Linked DNA regions of Homo sapiens: region 1 is linked to region 2. A link is an interaction called in ENCODE POLR2A ChIA-PET data of the cell type or tissue named here. Cell type or tissue: OCI-LY7. All regions are shown on one strand. Each heading gives the region's core, and the rest is flanking DNA. Links, peaks and the distances in the headings are about the cores only. Region 1 has its middle 42 kb from the start of CD28. Region 2 has its middle 63 kb from the start of RAPH1.

Evidence for each region. Peaks named below come from ENCODE experiments on the same cell type or tissue, not always from the same donor. Only the 100,000 strongest peaks of a DNase experiment are listed, where the experiment ranks them.
Region 1: POLR2A ChIA-PET joins it to region 2 with 14 read pairs; 1 of 35 experiments calls an interaction of 5 or more read pairs at or near these places.

The regions. Positions count from the first base shown.
Region 1 is chr2:203,663,519-203,666,429 of GRCh38, forward strand. No RefSeq gene overlaps it. Among named protein-coding and RNA genes, the nearest start is that of CD28, 42 kb to the right of the region's middle. RefSeq lists an enhancer at 1,844-2,486. In OCI-LY7, for the core only: no CTCF peak of the experiment used is centred there; DNase peaks (open chromatin) are centred at 823 and 1,513; H3K4me3 peaks cover 1,184 bases; H3K27ac peaks cover 1,583 bases.
Region 2 is chr2:203,597,209-203,600,119 of GRCh38, forward strand. No RefSeq gene overlaps it. Among named protein-coding and RNA genes, the nearest start is that of RAPH1, 63 kb to the left of the region's middle. In OCI-LY7, for the core only: no CTCF peak of the experiment used is centred there; DNase peaks (open chromatin) are centred at 847, 1,263 and 1,633; H3K4me3 peaks cover 1,919 bases; H3K27ac peaks cover 2,018 bases.

The sequences.
Region 1 (2,911 bases), core at 240-2,739, 66 kb after region 2:
TTCACAGTCAAAATACCTAGATTGAAATCCTGGCTCTTTTGTTTGCTGGCTTTGTGGCATCCAGCAAATTATCCACTCTCCTTGTGTCTCATACGTAAGATGGAGGTCATGACAATACCTAATCTACAAGGTTATTGAGAGAGTTATATGAGGAAGAGAGTGTGTTGTAAATTTTGCAGTGACATATTTATAAAATCAGGTTTTTTTTTTCTTTGAGACGGAGTCTCGCTCTATTGCCCAGGCTGGAATGCAGTGGCGTGATCTCTGCTCATTGCAACCTCTACCTCCTGGGTTCAAGCGATTCTCCTGCCTCAGCCTCCCGAGTAGCTGGGACTACAGGCGTGTGCCACCACACTCAGCTAATTTTCATATTTTTAGTAGAGACGGGGTTTCACCATGTTGACCAGGCTGGTCTTGAGCTCCTGACCTCAGGTCACCTGCCCCCTTCAGCCTCCCCAAGTGCTGGGATTACAGCGTGAGCCACTGTGCTCTGCCTATTTGTTTAGGTTTTTAAGTTTCTCAGTTTGATCCTTGATCCTGCTCCTCAAACTTTAATGTATATACAAATCACCTGAGGATCTGGTTCGGCTGCAGTTTTTGATTTAGTAGGTCTGAGGTGGGGCCTGAGATTCTGCATTTCTAATGAGCTCCCAGGAAATGCTAATGCTGTGCTCCACAGGCCACTATTTGGTCTGGCCTAGAGTCATAGTTTTCAAATCGTACTGTGCATCAGCTTTTCCTGGAGGGCTTGTTTAAACATGATTGCTGGGCCTCTCACCTGAAGTTTCTGCTTCAGCAGGTGGAGGATGAGGCTGAGAATTTGCATTTTTTTCTTTTTCCTTTTCTTCTTTAATTCTTCCAAAAAAAAAAACCGTAATACATGTGCAGAACGTGCAGGTTTGTTACAAAGGTATACTGTGCCATGGTGGTTTGCTGCACCTGTTGACCTGTCCTCGAAGTTCCCTCCCCTCATCCCCCATCCCCCAGCAGGCCCTGGTGTGTGTTGTTTCCCTCTCTGTGTCCATGTGTTCTCAATGTTCAGCTCCCACTTATGAGTGAGAACATGCAGTGTTGGTTTTGTTTTGTTTTTTTTAGACAGAGTCTCGGTCTGTCACCCAGGCTGGAGTGCAGTGGTATGATCTCAGCTCACTGCAATCTCTGCCTCCCAGGTTCAAGTGATGCTTCTGTCTCAGCCTCCCAAGTAGCTGGGACTACAGACGCCTGCCACTACACCCAGCTAATTTTTGCATTTTTAGTAGAGATGGGGTTTCGCCATGTTGGCCAGGCTGGTCTCGGACTCCTGACCTCAAGTGATCTGCCTGCCTCTGCCTCCCAAAGTGCTGGGATTACAGGCATGAGCCACCAACCCAGCCTCATGGTTTTCTGTTCCTGTGTTAGTTTGCCAAGGATGATGGCTTCCAGCTTCATCCATGTCCCTGCAAAGGACATGATCTCCTTCCTTTTTATGGCCGCACAGCTGAGAATTTGCATTTCTAACAAGCTCTTATGTGATGCTAATGCTGCTGATCTAGAAACCTCATCCTTTGAGAACCACTGATCTAGAAAGATTGTTTTACTCGGAGAGTAAATTACTTTGCTATGCTTCAGAAAACAGGAATTGGGACTTAAGACTTGGATTCTGCCTCTTAGATTATAGTTCTGGTGCCTAAGCACATTTAATACTATTTTTTAACAATGATGGGCACTGATGTGTTTCTATGGGCTTTGCATTGTCGAGGTCTGCCACAACTGTAGTAACAATTTAACCCTATCCTCAGACCCCTATAAAGATTACCCTGAGAACTAATGAGATTTTATTTATTTATTATTTATTTATTTTTGAGACAGAGTCTTGCTCCGTCGGCCAGGCTGGAGTGCAGTGGCACAATCTTGGCTCACTGCAACCTCCATTTCCCGCGTTTAAGCAGTTCTCCTGCCTCATCCTCCCTAGTAGCTGGGATTACAGGCATGTGCCACCATGCCTGGCTAATTTTTGTATTTTTAGTAGAGATGAGGTTTCACCATATTGGCCAGGCTGGTCTTGAACTCCTGACCTCAGGTAATCCACCCGCCTCGGCCTCCCAAAGTGCTGGGATTACAGACGTGAGCCACCGCACCAGGCTGAGCCAATGAGATTTTATTTCTTGACTAGACATCTCCCTTCTCCCTTAAGATGAAGGTAGAAAAGAGAGGAAAATATTTTAGTAAGGTTCTCATCAGGCATAGTGAACAGCGGCTCATGTATTGATAGCCTTTGCCATAAGAAATGATATACTAACATAGTGGATTCTCTTCACAGACTTAACGGGAAGGTTGGTACAGACACACTTGAAAGGCATGGGTTATATGACTCCTCAAGGGTTTACTCACAGAAAATCATTAAAAAAAAGTGTGTGTGTGGTTCAAAGTTGTCCCTAATTGAAACAAACATTAGGAAGATGCAATATCAAAATATACTGAACTGGGCCAGGAACGGTGGCTTACGCCTGTAATCCCAGCACTGTGGGGGACTGAGGCAGGCAGATCATGAGGTCAGGAGTTCAAGACCAGCCTGGCCAACATAGTGAAACCCTGTCTCTAATAACAATACAAAAAAATCAGCCGGGCATGGTGTTGGGCGCCTATAATCCCAGCTACTCAGGAGGCTGAGGCAGGAGAATTGCTTGAACCCAGGAGGCAGAGGTTGCAGTGAGGTGAGATCATGGCACTGCACTCCAGCCTGGACAACAGAGCGAGACTCCATCTAAAAAAAAAAAATATATATATATATATATATATATATTTAGAACTGGATCTTCCTAGGTTTATTGGTATTCTAGCTCTTTGGAGTGGAGAGATGTTGGCAGCACTTTCTGGAAGATCAGTTGTTCTTCTATGTCAGCCTGGTACTCTTAGTCCAAGCAGCCTCTTC
Region 2 (2,911 bases), core at 186-2,685:
AAGAGTTGAGTGGGAGCGGAGACCCAGCCCATGCTCCTTTCTCCATGCCAGTAGCATCCCTAGTGCCTTTCTGAATTCTCAGGAAACATCAGTGGATGAGTGCTGGCCCTGGCTGTCCCTGAGTATTACCCTTGTGTTCACCATGTCTCCCCAATGGGTTTGTATACCCCTTGAGAGCAGGGGCTCTGTCACAACTTCTGCATTCCCCATGTGGCCTAGCCTTAGGTAAATGTTCCTTCGCTTGACTTGAACACAGACAAGGAATAGAAGGAGGTCTTTTTTTCTGGAAGTGAAGCACAGAGAAGGTGGTCTATAAAGGAGAGAGAAGGAAAAAGGCCTGGGGAAAGAAAGTGGAAGCAAAGGGGTTTGAAAATGCAGAGACTGGGCTGGACACAGTGGCTCATGCCTGTAATCCCAGCACTTTGGGAGGCCGAGGCGGTGGGGATCACGAGGTCAGGAGTTCAGGACCAGCCTGGCCAAAATGGTGAAACCCCATTTCTACTAAAAATACAAAAATTAGCCGGGCCTGCTGGCAGATGCCTGTAATCCCAGCTACTTGGGAGGCTGAGGCAGAGAATTGCTTGAATCTGGGAGGCGGAGGTTGCAGTGAGCTGGAATCATGCCACCGCACTCCAGCCTGGGCAACAGAGTGAGACTCCGTCGCAGAAAAAAAAAAAAAAGAAAGAAAATGCTGAGACCATGTATTAGTCCTGCTTTTTTTCTTGAGCTCCAAGAGCAGATTGATTTTCTTTGGCATGTCTGGCTCCTAATCTTTCATTCTATCCAAGGGCTATTGGGCACCAGAAAGAAGTTCTCAATGGTAAGGTGCTGGGCGTATGGGGGCAATGTCAGCATGTCTGGGTCCTGCTGGTTGCCGGAGCTGGGCTGGGGGTCTGAGTGTTTAGGACAAGGCCCAGCATGGGTTTGGAATCACAGAAGATCAGCAATAGTGATTGATCTTCAGGAGATGACCTGACGTATCTCACTGGATCCCATGGGAAAAAATCCCAAGAAAACCCTTCTTCTCCCAAACAACATTTCTCTTCCCTTTTCAAAATGAAGTTACCTTCAAGCACAGTCGTGTCTTTTGCAAATCATGTTTTCTGGTGGGGCTTACCTCAGAGTCCTATGTCAGAGCCGGGCGGGCCTAGCTGACCACCTTCGCATTGAATTTCTCTTTTTTCAGAGTCAATGTCAATTATGCATATGACTTAAGAAGAAATCACTGGACCGTTTCATTGTTTCCTCTCTGAAACTTCCCTTACCTCAAACCCCAAACCAAAAATACCAAAACCTCACCGCTCTTGAGCAAGCCACCAGAGGAGTGAGAACATGTCTGAGGAGTGGCTGTGAGCGGCCAAAGACCAGTTGCAGACAGAAGAAAATAAGAAATACATCAAAACGATGGAAATCTGACCGGGCACGGTGGCTCATGCCTGTAATCCCAGCACTTTGGGAGGCCGAGATGAGAGGATCGCTTGAGTCCAGGAGCTCGAGACCAGCCTGGCCAACATAGGGAGCTTGTGCCTCTATAAAAAATAAACAAAATTAGCCAGGTGTCGTGGCGCATGACTGTAGTCCTAGCTACCTGGGAGGCTGAGGTGGAATGATCACTTGACCCCAGGAGGTTGTGGCTGCAGCAAAAAAAACATCTCTTAAATTTTCATACTTTCTGGAGGCAGGGTCTTGCTCTGTTGCCCATGCCACTGCCACTGCCACTGCCACTCCAGCCTGGGCAACAGAGCGAGAACCTGTCTCAAAAAAAAAAAAAAAAAAAAAAGCAAGCATGACAATTTAAGAGTTGCTTTTTGTTTTGTCAGTAAGAAAACTGGATTCATTTACTATAGGCAAAACTTATTAGGTGGGATGGGTTTTGGATGATCAGAGGAAGTTGAAAATGTTGCCAATAGAACAGTTCTAAGGGATGATTAAGTCTCCCTCTTTGACATGAGCACAGACCTCATTAGCTAATGTCTTTCACATCTGGGTAGAAGTAGCACAAGTAAAATCATGGTGTGGCCAGGTGTGGTGGCTCATGCCTGAAATCCCAGCACTTTGGGAGGCCGAGGTGGGTGGTTCATGAGGTCAGGAGATCGAGACCATCCTGGCTAACAAGGTGAAACCCCCGTCTCTACTAAAAATACAGAAACTAGCTGTGCGTGGTGGAGGGCACCTGTAGTCCCAGCTACTCGGGAGGCTGAGGCAGGAGAATGTGTGAACCCGGGAGGCGGAGCTTGCAGTGAGCCAAGATTGCGCCACTGCACTCCAGCCTGGGCAACAGAGAGAGACTCCGTCTCAAAAAAAAAAAAAAATCATGGTGTGATGCAGCATAAACAGATGGGATTTTTACTGAACAGTGAAACAAAAAAGCACATCATGAAAACTCTGTCTCCTGAAATAGATGCTTTTTGTTTAAATACACCCTGATACCCATAAACAACAAAAATGAAGCTCCCTTGAAGTAGATGCTGCAAAACTGTTTCATGTCTACTCAAACCAAAACTTCTGGTTTGTGGTATGGAATGGCAAAAAGGTTCTTTAAACGTAGTAGCTTTCTTCTTTGTAAACCTGGACTAAGTAGACCTCTGGGACCTGGGACAAGTCACTCGATGTACCTAAACTTCAGTTAACTCATCTGCAACATGGGGTTTAACGATGCCATATGGGTTACCATGATCATCAAATGACATAGTCCACGTAAAATAGATGTTTAGTGCAATGCCTGGAGCCTAGGTCTCAATAAATGTTTGCTATCCTTATGGTTTAGCCCAGTGGCTAACCATCTAGATTCCAGTGCCAGCATGTCTGTCTTTGGATCCTGCCTTTACTATTAATACTTACTGGCTGTGCAATTTTCAGCCAGTTACTTCTCTGTTCATCCATTTTCTCAACTTTTAAATGAGGAGAAGAC